Regions from separate parts of the Mus musculus genome. Here region 2 is linked to region 1. Evidence: chromatin contacts called from ENCODE Hi-C or POLR2A ChIA-PET data. All regions are on one chromosome and are shown on one strand. The core of a region is the stretch at or near the end of the contact, and the rest is flanking DNA. Distances in the headings are between cores, read along the strand shown. Region 1 holds the start of Gadd45g (growth arrest and DNA-damage-inducible 45 gamma). Region 2 has its middle 36 kb from the start of Gm40948.

Region 1 (6,901 bases), core at 984-3,483:
CAGCCACCGCACCAAGGGCAGAGCTGCAGAGGCAAGCTCATTGTATTGGAAGGCACAGGGCCTCCCGCAAGCTGTTCAGATAAGCAGCTGTCGAGGCAAAGGTGGGGGGAGGGGGCGGAGCGGGGGAGGGGAGGTACTGGAGGCAGAAGTCACTGTTATCGAATTGGATTGCAAGCCTGGAGCTCCTGCACCCGGATGCCTTATCAAGTATGCTCCTGTCTTGCAAGTTTGAAATCTTCCTGAAAGGCTCAAACAGTACTCTGGCCCAAGTTCTCCCGTTTACTACTCGCCTGCACCCCCTCCCCCACCGCCAGCCCCAGGAGGCTGCAGTTTCTTGCCCCAACAGAAAGGTGGTCCCAGGTGCCGTGAAACATCCTTTACCGCCGCCCCCTCCCCATTAGAATCCCCTACCCTCAATAAAAAGGCATTAAGTTTGTTTCAATAAGTTTATTGTGATATTCAAAGCTTCCACGATAGCGTCCTTTAGAAAATGAAAGCATTGCCCGGGATCCGTTTTTTGAAAGAGCAGTGCAGTCGGCTAAGTCCAGCTCGCTCCTGCAGTGGCCGCTCCTGCCGCTGTACCAAGTCCAGGCGGTCGCCTGCCTTTCTTTCCCCTCCTTTCACTGGAAGGCTGCTTGCTGAGTCACACCTGCCTCGCTGGTCGGTTCTTCCCGGCCCTGGGGCCAACGTCCTCGCCTAGGCCTTCCTGTGCTAGCAGCCTCTCCGGACACTGGCAGAGTCCTGGGCTCGGAACAAGGTGTCCCCGCTGCCGCCAGACCCCCTTCTTGGGAGGCCGCGCTCCTCGCTCTCCAGGCAACATCGCCTGCCAGTCTCCACGCGCACTCGAGCGCCCTCGGAGGGCCACTCCAGAGCCAGCAGCGCGCTAGAGTGTCACCAAGTCGATCAGACCAAGGTCCCTGCCAGGCTGTCACTCGGGAAGGGTGATGCTGGGCACCCAGTCGTTGAAGCTGCGGCTCTCCTCGCAGAACAAACTGAGCTTCTCCAAGGCAGGGTCCTTCCATGTGTCCTCATTAGGATTCTGAATTTAAAAAAAAAAAAAATACATGGGTCAGCCATGCTTGTCGTTGGCCAGGATGGTTTGGGGGACTGGCGTAGGGAAACAGTGGGGGACACTCACCGAAATGAGGATGCAATGCAGGTCTCCCGGCGCGCCCCCCTCTTCGTCGGCGCCCACGATCGCCGCCAGCCTCTGCACGTCTCCCACGCGCACGATATCAATGTCGTTCTCACAGCAGAACGCCTGAATCAACGTGAAATGGATCTGCAGCGCTATGTCGCCCTCATCTTCTTCATCGGCAGCCAGCACGCAAAAGGTCACATTGTCAGGGTCCCTGCAGAGCAGATGGGAAGGACAAGGTCAGAGTCGATGCCACCCCCAGGTCTCCGCGCCGCGCCAACCCCAATCCCTGCACGCGGGGCCTTTCTACACTCACACATTCAGGACTTTGGCGGACTCGTAGACGCCAGCGGTCAGACAGCCCTGGCGCTGCGCCGACAGCAGAAGTTCGTGCAGTGCTTTCCCGGCGCCCTGCATCCTGTGAAAGAACAAGCGCCGTGAGTGGGGACCAGCACGGGGACGCGACGGAGAGATCCCTGCCCTGACCTCCAAGTCCCAGCTGGCCCCTTAGCCTAGACCTGCCTGGCGCCAGCATTCCTGCCTCCCAACTCCAACCTGGCGCCCACACACCAGGATCCCCAGTCCCGACCTGGCGCCCACACACCCGGATCCCCAGTCCCGACCTGACGCCCACACCTCTGGCACCCTAGTCATGATCTGGCGCCCTCATTCCCCATCACCCAGTCTCGACCTGGCGCCTGCACTCCCAGTTCCCTACTTCTGATCTGGCGCCCGTATATCAGGCTCCCCAACTACGATCAGGTGCTGGCACCCCAAACTCTAGCTCTAGACACGAATCGAATGCAGTAATTCTGGTCCCGCGCCTCGGCACCTCACAGCCAGACAGTGCACGGCTCCCACCCTGCAAACTTCTATCCTAGAGGACCCTGTAAGACCACTACCAGACAAGGCCAACTCTCGGCACCCCAAAACCCACCTGGCTGTGCTTTCCGGAACTGTATCCTGGCCACGGACTTCTTCCAGAGTCATTGTGCGATCCACGAACAGCAAGTTATCCAAAAGAGTGCGGAGGGAACCCGAGCGCAGGTAAAGATTCCCAGAGTCCGATGCGCGCCCACCACCAGCGAGTGCGCCAGGCTGGGCCGGGAGAGCCCTTTTATAGACAGGCTCGGCGCGCCGCCGCCAGCTGGCGGGAGGCTGCACTCCCATTGGCCAGCGCCCGCTTTCTGATGCAAATGAGGCGGCAGGCCTGCGGCTCGTGCCAGAAGGCCACGTGGGGAGGGGTGCGGGGGATGACACAGCCTCAAATCTGCCGCTTTTGTCAGGGTGTTACCAGGCAGACTGGAGCCTGCAGATTTCATCTCGCCTTTCTTTTTTTGTAAGTCCTTAAAAGGAAAAAGTTTAAAAAAAAAGTACGTTGTTTGCTGATACGATACTGGAATTTGTAGAATGCACACTTGGAGAATGTAAAAGCCCCCTCTTTTTTTTTTTTTTTTTGCTCTTTTTTTTTTTTTTTTTTTTGCGACCTTTCTAATTTTTCCTCAATTTTCAGTTTGAAGTTTATAGGGTTGTTACATCGAAACCGAAACTTAAAGTCAAAGGTTTGCAACTGCAGCTGACATTAGGCCTAGGCTGCCACTAGGGACTCAGGACTCTGCGCCTTTCGGGGTCGCGGCTGCAAGGTCTAAGCCCTCCCATCCCCCACCCCTACCCCTAGCAGATCGCTGTGGGACGCGGGCAGCAGGGACCAGCAGATTGCTGCCGGCACACGCGGCTCGTTTGCATTTCTATACGGGGCACACAAAAGAGGAGGTCTGGCGTGTGGCAGTTCGCGGTGGGGACAATCGACGCTTTCTCTTTCATAGCAACACTGTCCACCTGCCGCCGGTGGGGTGGGCCGAGCCCCGTCGGGAGCCGGGGTCGCGGGGTTGCCCGGCGCGTGGGGGTCGGAGCAGCGTGCCGCTCCCCCGCCACTGGGTGCGCACCTCTTAGGCTTATTCTGACTGCTGGGATTCTGATGCACGCGTGCTAAGCTCGAGAGTGAGCTGTACACCAAGGCTACTGTGCCCCAAACCCCAGAGGTTCCGGGGTTCAGACTCCGGGAACTCGGCTGTTCCACATTGTTTTTCCCAGGGCGCCGCCTACCGGCCGACCTAGAAAAATCCAGATCCTCTCATCCACCCACCAAATATTGCCTCGCGTTGACCTCTCAGGGGGGTTTGAGCTGGGACACCCCAAGCACCGAGAACCCTGTGCTATTATGCGCATCATTTAGAATCAGGGTAACGCCTGCACCGGGCGCCCGGGCCTGGAGACCGAAAGGAGCCTGCCACCCAGGACCAAGAATCCGTTTGTCTTATGAGAATTTGAAATATTTCAACTACTTAAAAATGTTTCTTCAAGAGGTTCTTTTCTGATAACGTAATAAAATTAGAAGTGATCTTGAGAGCTTTCTGAACTTATCGTTTGTCCCGTGGGACCTGCACATCAGGCTTCCAGACTGCTCGCCCGCAGAACACGACACTGTGGGCGTCTGCGTCTCTCTGTGCTAACACAGAAAAGTGTGCTAGGGGACTTCTGGAGATTCTTGAGTGAAGCCTGGGAGACTGGATAGGGCAAAGGGCGTTCATGAAGCTTGCCAGACTGAGGCAAAACTCACACACACCCACACACCCACCCACACACACACACACACACAGACACACACACACACAGACACAGAGAGAGAGAGAGAGAGAGAGAGAGAGAGAGAGAGAAGAGAGAGAGAGAGAGAGAGAGAGAGAGAGAGAGAGAGAGAGAGTGGATTTTCTCCTTTCTACTGGAGCGTTCTCCAGGTGGGTGGTGAATATAGATCATTCAGTGTTAATTTTTGAACTCCTTAAAGGACGTTTTTGCTGCAAGGGGAAGCTGCTTGTTTGCCAACGCCAAAGGCTAGGCGAGGGGCCGGCGTTTTGCGCCTCCCAGAGGCTGCATTGAGAACTGCAGGTGTCGGCCCTGTGGTTCCTCTGCAAGGTCTCTCAGATTCTTAACACCCCTTCCTACTAAAATACGTTTTAAGTGATGGAAACAGGGTTTCTCATCCTGGCTGTCCTGGAACTCACTCTGTAGACCAGGCTGGCCTCGAACTCAAAAATTCACCTGCCTCTGCCTCTGCCTCTGCCTCTGCCTCTGCCTCTGCCTCTGCCTCTGCCTCTGCCTCTGCCTCTGCCTCTGCCTCTGCCTCTGCCTCTGCCTCTGCCTCTGCCTCTGCCTCCCAAGTGCTGGGATAAAAGTCGTGTGCCACCACTGCCCGGCCAGTTTTATTACTTCTTAATTCCCATTGGTTTCAGATCCCAAGGAAACGTCGGAAATAATAATCCATTTGATGTCTTGGCGCACACCCGCTACTTCCACTTATAGCTAGAAAAGTGCTCACTTACCAAGTTGCAGGAAATGACACCCCCCCGCGCACCCCATCCTCCGGCCTGTCCCCCACAGGAAGGTCTGTACAGGTTAGCGCAGGCTTAAGTACTAGCATTTCCAGACCTCGCCCTCAGCCAGTCTGGGTCAGAAGGGATGATTGACAGACCCCGAAGCTAGTCTACTCTGCTGGCATTTTCAAAGTATTCCATTACAGGAAACCCTCCTCTCTGCCTTAAGCTTAGGGCCTCACACAACTTTACCTAGCTAAGTCCTAGTGGTCCCAAAGTCCCCATCTCAATTAGGAAAGAAAGGTTAGGGCCGGGCCCAACGTCACAGGCAGTATTGCTAAACCCCATATTATCCGGTGGCTACACTCTTACTACATCCCTAAACCTTAATAATACAGGGGACAGTGAGTCTACTAAAGCGGAAGTTTCACATATACTTCACTTTTGAAACCCTTTAGAGGTGGGGATATAGCTCGGTAGGTAGAACGGATGCATACAGAGTGTGCATCAAGACCGGCTTTATAAACCATGCATAGTAAGTAGTGCACACTTGGAATCCAAGGATATCCTTGAACTCAACACTAGCACTAGCTGGGTATACCTTGGGCCCTACCTCAAAATCGAATTAAAAGAAATGCATAAAACCTAGAATCCCAGCTACTTGGAAGGCTGAGCAAGGAGGACTCTTATGTCTAAAGGCTAGCCTGGGCCAACCGGAGAGACAGTCCCCAATCCCAGCAAATTCTCTCGGTGAACTTCTCCATGACTTTGTCTGCTAGGAGGGGGTCCTGAGGAAAGCTTGCATCATTTGAAGGAAGATGGAGTCGGTCCCCAGGGCAATAATCTCTGTGAAGCATTCCCTCCACCCTGCATTTGGAGTGTGCACAGAGAATGATCTTAAACAGCAGGCATATGCCTCGAGCCCCCTAAGCCAGCCCCTGGGACAGCTAGACCAAGGCTGCAAGACCAAAGCAGGCTGAGGAGCCCAGCCCCATGCAGGTGGAGTTCCCTGGGCTGTCTTAGGAAAAGCCAAATTCATTGACACTTTTTCAATGAAAAAAAGGAAAATGTGGACTCTTGCCTTCTCTTGGTTAGTTAGCCTTATCAATGCTTTTCAAGACAAGGCAAGTCTTTGGATGTTTCCAGAAGAACGTCCCTTCCCCCGCCCCAGACCTGCTAATGATGGGTCTGTGGCCCATGATGACGGTGAATTTTGTTAAAGAAGAAATAAAAATCTTTATGCAAGACCTAAACCTCAGCAGAGGCAGCGTGCCGGCATTTAAAGGCTCCACCAGCCCTTTCCACCCCTGCCCTGTCCTCAGAGCCTTGCCGGGGTGAAATACTGATCTACAGGGGGGGCATTTCACTGGACAGCCGAGACAGGAAACAGGAAACAAAAAGGGAAGGCTTTTCGCAGCAAGCCGGACATCCGTGGTGAGAGCTTTCTGGAAGGCGAGATTATTCTTGGCTGTGCACTTGCAGGGCATGGGGGAGACAGAAGCGATGGCAGAGCCTTGGCTGCCCCCGGAGGGATGCAAATCATTCCTGCATTCCTACTTTCCCTTTCGACAGTAAGGAAGGATTTGGAGCAACAGTCAGCTGCAGTGCAGCCCTACACCGGAACACAAATGTGTGCACCCTAGTGGAAACACCCCCTCCCCAAGTCACAGGTGTTCCCTCTTCCTGGTCAGACCCTGTGCCAGAACCTTCTGAGCCTCAAGCTCCTCACCTAGGGACTGAACTTTGCCCTACATGCACGAACCATCTTTGTCCTTTGTTCACTCCCAAGGGAGTTTCTTCTGCTACTTTTCTTTCTTTTTCTCTTTTCTTGAGGAGAGTGGGTGGGGGCTCTGGTTGGTACTTAATTAGATTTTAAGAGGAAAAAAAAAACAACTTTGAGTGGCAAGCAGGGAAAGCCTGGCAGCTGCAGGGAGGAGGGAGGTGGGGAGGAGGGAAGTGGGGAGGAGGAAGAGCGAGCCATTCTTTTTCAATTAGAGATCAGGAAAGAAGGCTGGCTCAGCTGCAGGGGGAAAAAACTGGAGCAGCTGCAGGACGCAGGAGAGAGGGTGAGAAGGAGAGACAGGGGCAAAGAGACAGAATGTGCCCCGCGGCTGAAGGCTGCAACAAGTCTGGAAGTCAGAGGTAGAAGAAGACGGTCAGCCTTCACTCAGAAAAGCTCCACTTCTGGGGAAGTCCTCTAAAATGGCTCCGGGGATCCCATGCAACCGAGAAATGAGTTTGTTACACGGTCCACATCCACCACTCACAACTTACAGTCAGGTCTGACTTGCTGGGGAGGGATGGGAGAGAACTGGTGAAGGCCATCTTCCTGTCATCTTAGTCACACCTAAGCTTCCCAGCAGGCCTGCGGGCGCCTAATCAGCCCTAGCAG
Region 2 (6,600 bases), core at 3,890-6,389, 200 kb before region 1:
TAACACTAGAAAAAGTTCAAGGTCAAACATACCTTGTAAAGCTATTTCCCACTTTACTTCTGATAGACTGTCTTGAATTTCGTTAGAAAGTTCAAGACCAGACTTACCTTGTAAAGCTATACTTACGGGTACCCTGTTCCCCAGCTGAAGAGTTCTGAATTCACGCAGTTGAATCCTTCTCAACAGTCTGTTTTACGGGAACCTTTATGACCGTGATCCGCAGTTCTGGTTCCGGAATGAGGAATCTTCCTTGCGCCGGTGATGGTTAACTCCCGTCCCGAGTTTTTCTTCCCGGGTTTCCGGCACCAACTCTTACACGCGTTCACGCGACCGGCCAGGAAAGACGCAACAAACCAGAATCTTCTGCGGCAAAACTTTATTGCTTACATCTTCAGGAGCAAGAGTGCAAGCCCCAAACCCTTGCTTACATCTTTAGGAGCCAGAGCGCCAGAGCGCCAGAGCGCAGAGCAAGAGCTCTATTGTTTACATCTTTAGGAGCAAGAGAGCAAGCCCCAAGACCCAAGCCCCAAACCCAAAAACGAAAGCGAAACCCCTTCCCTCTTAAGGAGAGTTATCCTTCGCCTAGGACGTATCACTCCCTGATTGGCTGCAGCCCATGGCCGAGTTGTTGCCACGGGGAAGGCAGAGTACATGGGGTGGAGAAATACCCTTGGCACATGCGCAGATTATTTGTTTACCACTTAGAACACAGCTGTCAGTGCCATCTTGTGACGGCGAATGTGGGGGCGGCTTCCCACAGAGACTGTTAGAATGCTGCATGTCACTTTCTATATTATTTCCTGAGACAAAACTTCTCACTGAAACTGGAGATAGTTTGGTGTCCTGCCGTCTTGTAGAGGATTCTCATTCCTTGTTTGGCTGGTAGCCTTTTCTTCCATCTTCAAAGCACACCCAGCCCATCCTCTGCTCCCATCGCAGTGTTTGTGTGTCCTTTTGTTGCCTGACTTCAACGCTGACTTTCCTGCCTCCTTCTTATAAGGACCCAGATGATAGTGAGTCCACCAACAATCTGGATCGGTGCTCTCGTCTCAGGATCCTTTTATTGGAGGGGCGGGAGGAGAGTGTCTGTAGGAGTGTGTGTGCATGTTCCTGTGGGGGTGTTGCATATCTGCATGCGTGTGGACACCAGAGGTCAGCCTCGATGCTATTATTCAGGAGCTGACCTCCTTGTTTTGGAGTCAGAGTCTCTCATTGAACCTGAAGCTAAGGATTCAGCTATGCTGGCTGGCCAGTGAGCCCCAGAGATTCAAACATCTTAGTCTCCCCAGTGCTGAGATTCCAAGCTTGTGACACCCCACTCAGCTTTTTCCACGGGTGCTGGGCATCAGAGTGGGGTCTTCATGCTTACACAGCAGACATTTGATTGACTGGGCCTTCTCTTCAGCCCTTGTCTCGGGATCCTTAAGTTAATTCCACCTGCCATGGAAGTTTTGTCTCTCGAGTGGCATAGTCACAGGGATGAGGGCACGAACATGACTGGGATCTGCGGTCTTATTCAGCTGACACTGTACTAAATACCAAGGAAGATGGAGTTGGTTCCGATCAGTGTGCGGCTTTATTGGGAATCACTTTTCCCTGGAGACATGCAAGACTCATGGTGGAGTTGCAAGTGGGTGTTTTACATCCTGGTTGCTGAATGCTCAACCCAGAGACTGAAGAGCAAGAAAGGGCTGGGAGAGGCCCTGAGGTCTCCTGTCCCACACTGGGTCCCAGCTGTGCTGGCTGTACACCATGGAAATACTTTCCCTTCTCCTCAGCTGCTAAGATTGCACCTGCTGTGTGGATTAAGCCATGGCTAGATTTCTCTGGACTTGGGAGCTTTGAAAGTCTTTCTTAAAATAGATGCTTCCAGAAGAGTAAAATGGAAAAGAAGTGGCTGCCTGCTAATACTTTATAATGGACTTTAGACAGAAGCTATTGTCTGAAGAGACACCACCACGATGACATTATCAGGGGGACATTATTTCCTGTCCCTCTGTTTGACCTTGTCCCACCCGACGTGGGTGGCTTCCACCTGAGACCTTAAACACTTCTGAGTTTTCACCTCTCAGAACCTCAGAGGAATCCCCTGTTGTCACAGCCAATCTGGCTTTGCAGTAACAGTTTATGTCATGGTGACCACAGTCACTTTTCCCAGACACGATGACCTGTGGCCATCAAACATGCCCAGGAGCTCCAGCACGGAGATGTGCAGGAACCCTGTGCCAGGTCCCTCCTGAATGTTCACACATTCCTTCTACCTCTGCCAAATGACCCTTCACCCTTTCTGCCTCCCTGAAACCGCAGTCCCCACCTACTCCCTGGTCTTAATTCCTTGTCCCAACCAGCCAAGCTCCACTGCTCTCCTTACACCAGTCTGGCTTCACTATACTCTGAGCCCTTTTTGCCTGGAGTGAACCTCCAGACCCCCACCAGCTCCTTGAACAGCCACCATCTCTCTAGCTCCCCTCCTCATCCCATGAGTACCCTCCACCCCCAGCCTACCCTCCTAGCCTCACCTGACAAGCATCCTCCAATCATCCTCATCCGGCCCCTCCCCCCAGCCCCCATCCTCGCCATCCTTGCTGCTCACCATCCGCCTATGACCTAGACTCACTTGTTTCTTTCACACTTAAAAGCTCTAACTGGGTCATTCCCTTCACTCTAACACATTCTCCTTGCTTTTGAAAACAATGGCTTGTAGCGAGAAATCTCTTATAAGCAGCACCTGTCAATAAAAACGCCTACAGCTAATGAGCTGAGACAGGACATAGGAGGCGGGACACTGGCGGGAAGAGAGGATTCTGGGAAATAGGAGAGCTATAAAGGAAAGATTTGGGGTAAAAAAAAAACCGCACGAAGGAAGAAGCGGGTGTGGGCTGAAGGAGAGGTAACTAACCAGGTGGAGGACACGGAGTGGTTAGGGTTAAATAAGCTCATGACCTAGGCATATACTAATAAACAGTCAGTCTCAGAGTCGTCCTTCCAGGAGCAGGGACTGGGAAGGAAAAAACTTTTTATTTAGCAGTGGCTGCTTGAGCAACCTCACCAATGTTTCCTAGCAACCTTGTTTACCTCCTCTAGACCACAAGAAGCACATATTCTGCAGCCTGCTTCACTGCACTGGGCACATCCTGCAGGCTTTTCCTAAGGCTCTTTTACCCTATTTGTATGTTTGCTGTTCTCGCGTATTGTCTTCTGTTTATTTCACTGGGTTATTGTCTCCCTCTCCCTGGATCCCTCTCGGGGCCTCAGAAATCCACTGAGGCTCTCTGCCTCTCCTTGCTTGCTATCTAAGCAGGGGACTGGGGGAAGTAGAGATTGGTCCCTGACCACCTGAGGATGGAGGTCCCCATAGTCAGTGCCGCTTGGCTCACCTCTTCTAGGGGTTCTAAGCTGGCCCTGTGTGATAGACCTTGGTGGACGTGAACACAGGAGCCATACTCCAAGGTGTGTCAGGCAGCTTCTCTTGTCCAGGCGCTGCTAATATGGTGACCAGTGAAAGTCACCAAGTCACATGCAGAGCCCAGGGTTTCAGTGCACACACAAGTCATTCCAACACGGCACTTAGACAATGCTTTTTTTCCCTTTTCCACACATGAAGACAAGCCACAAAGGGCCCAAAACCATGATGACCTCGGGAAGGGCAGGTGAGGGAAGAGGACCGGTCCCCAGGAGAACAGCATCCACATCCTCCGAGGACTCTGAGACTTCCTCAACATCTTATTAGATCTGCCTGAGGCCAAGTTGAAAGCTGGGGCCCATCTTCTTATGTCTTTAGCCAGAGTCATTGTGACGGTTTAGACATGGTCTGGACATGGTCACGCTGGTGCTGGAGTCTCAGAGAAATGTGAAGAGATGCCCCAGCTCCTGATGAATTGCCACAGCCATGCTGTGTATTCTCTGGATTAGAAAGCCCCCACCCCACCACCCACCAGTGAGGCTCCTTTTCAAATAATTAGCTTTCCCCTCAAGGGCCTGCACCTGTGTTAACGTATCAGACACACCTCCCAAACCCCCACCTCCTACCGCAGCCATCCCCAGAGCCACCATGCCATGGGAACAGACCAGCATTCCTAAGTCACAACACACAGCTGCAGCATCCTGAAGAAGCACCAGACCCTCCATGAAGGAGGCCGCTGCAGCCCCCAGACATGTGGTGTTTTGCTGTTGTGTCTCTCAAACAAGCTGATGCTGTCGAATCTTTGCCAAAACAACTCTGTGTCCCTCACTAGCCGCCGAGGCTTCTGGAGACGGCGCACCACCACATGACATCCGTAGCGGCTCCCTCCACTTTCCACAGATGATGTTACTATCCCTTTAAACACACACACACACACACACACACATACACACATTAAATTGCTTTCCCAGGAGTTGTTGACTGTTTTCCCCACACATCCAAAAGAATGAACAGGATGCTTTGCCGGGCTGGAGGGAGGTCTGAGAAGAAACGGGAACAGCCTCACGGGACAGAGTGTCTGAGCTAGCAGGGTTGATGAAAGCAAGCATTTGGGAGCTCAAAATTGCTGTTATCTCCTCCCTGTGAATAACAGGGAGAAGGTTATAATACTGGTATATTTCTGCATTTTAACGATAAAGTTGGACCATGTCACTCCTTGAAGAAGGTTCCCAGGAAAACATAGCATTACTCAGCAACACTGCCTTAGACAGACATTCCCACCACTCCCCTTCACATCCCCCCCACCCCCACCCCACCCGCCCGCCCTGCTTCAAGTCCACTCCGGGAAGTGCTAGAAGGGAAAACATTTCCACGGAACAGCTCTGCCTGGCAGGACAAGAACCACAGATCCTGGACAGTGAGAGACGAAGAAAACAGCGTTAATTCTCTTCAATTCTGTTTAAATATTTGGTGATAAGAAATACTCCTGCAAGACCTTAACTGTTACTCCGTGGAGGAAGGGCTGCCTCTCCAGAGCTGCTGGGAATCTGTAGGGGGCTGTGCTGCCAAAGCTTTCCTTATCAGCATTCATTCTGCAGCCCAGCCTCTAAGCTGGCAGAGAGGCTCATGGTCCAGTACCAGTAGCCCACAATGGGGTGGCCACACATGCTGACAGGACAAGCAGCTTCCCAGTGTCCCTCAGGTGCTGGCAGACTCTTTCTGGCTTTCTCTTGCACCTCCTTTCACATTGTATTCGGCACGCTGGCACCTCTGAAAAATGACCTTGCTAGTATCCCTGCCTGGTGTGTTTCCCTGTTGCTGGGAGACTCTTTCTCCATAACCCCCAGGGCAGACTCCACCATGTGGTACCAGTGCCATGTGCAGCACAGGTCAGCACTGCTCTTGAATCCCAGCCTCCCTTCTTTATAACAAATACCTGGTTCAGGTATTATGTTACAGTTTCAGAAAACAGACAGAAGCAGGGAGGGGACGTGTGAGTGCTGAGGTGGGCCGCCCATAGGCCAGACTGTAACTGTCCCCATCCCCAGAGAGGCAGGGCACTCCCTCAGCAACTGAACAAGTCACAGGAGCCCCAGGAGCATGATAGGTGAGACTCCTAGAGTCATCCATCTTGTTCTTCTGAGACAAGGTTTCTCACTGGCCTGGGGCTCACCAATTCAGCTACATAGGGATCTGTCTGTCTCTGCCTGCCAGGGACTGGGATTATAAACAAGTGCCACCATGCCCAGCTCTCATGCTCACGTGCCAAGCCCGCCACTGACTGAACCATCTGCCTAAACCCCATAAGCTTATTTTCTAACGAGAACTTACCAAGTGCTGCCCAGGAATCCAGGCAGGAGGGAAATAGAGGTTGTGTATTGTAGGGGCTCCTGATTCAGTGCACTGGGGGTCCTGCTGCCTGTCTACAAGGGTATATGTCCTATTCAAGGACATTTGTGGGCATGGCTTTGAAGCCTGTGGTAGCTGATACCCGCACCCATCTTTCTCTCCACCCCCCACGCCCCCCCCCCCGGAATCTTCTTCCTCTTGGGGGAAATCACAGTTTGTCCATGCAGCTCACTGAGCAGAAAGGACTATGGGATCTCAAAACCAACCTACCACAGGTCAACAGTGGAACTGACATATTTGCCTCTACCTTTGACTTCAGAGCCTAGTCATTGCTCCAAGGCACAGTCACCCTTTCCAGAATTCCAGGATTAGTGAGTAGTCACTAATGGTTACTAGGTCAGAGAATAACTCACCTTGTCTTGCAAATCCTTAGTGTACACACACCCATATAACCAGCTTGCTACCAGCCCCAGACAGCTCCATACAAACAGACACAGGTGACCTCAGGTGACATGTGTCCAGATAGCATCTGCAACCTCTGAAAGTTGCATAGCTTTGACTATTGGGTGACCCCGACTTAGAAGAAACCCTGTGCATTATTATTAGAATGGAAGAGATGATGTGGTACACCGTACCCCCCCCTCCCCAAATAGAACATGGACACAAGAAGGCTGATGCACTGTTTAGAGCTGAGAACTCTTCCGTCCTCTTGTTGGCTACACACTGACCAATTGTAGGTCTTTGTGTTAACAATCATTTACTGCAAAAAAAAAAAAAAAGTTTCTTTGAGGGGGGGGTGAGAGATTCACTAATCTATGGGACAGATAAATACTTTGGGGTTAATAAAC

The links. Hi-C counts contacts between places; a loop is a spot of excess contacts on that map. ChIA-PET counts read pairs that join two places held with the same protein, here RNA polymerase II (POLR2A).
Region 2: a map of heart shows a loop between it and region 1 (6-fold over the local background). The contact joins the enhancer-like site here to the promoter of Gadd45g in region 1. A Hi-C loop is called at or near these places in 8 of 37 maps with a recorded cell type or tissue (heart and left cerebral cortex). POLR2A ChIA-PET finds 5 or more read pairs at or near these places in 2 of 5 experiments (Patski and embryonic stem cell).

Annotation. Positions count from the first base shown.
Region 1 is chr13:51,842,007-51,848,907 of GRCm38, reverse strand. Gadd45g (growth arrest and DNA-damage-inducible 45 gamma) reads right to left here and starts at 2,233. Exons shown (of 4, transcript NM_011817.2): 1 at 2,076-2,233; 2 at 1,455-1,556; 3 at 1,139-1,352; 4 at 433-1,039. The coding sequence starts at 2,128. The coding sequence ends at 929.
Region 2 is chr13:52,044,606-52,051,205 of GRCm38, reverse strand. No RefSeq gene overlaps it. Among named protein-coding and RNA genes, the nearest start is that of Gm40948, 36 kb to the left of the region's middle. Within about 2 kb of position 5,139, at least 2 of the 3 ENCODE cell types and tissues checked have a DNase peak (open chromatin) inside an H3K27ac peak, as active enhancers do; they include heart, where a contact is called at or near this core.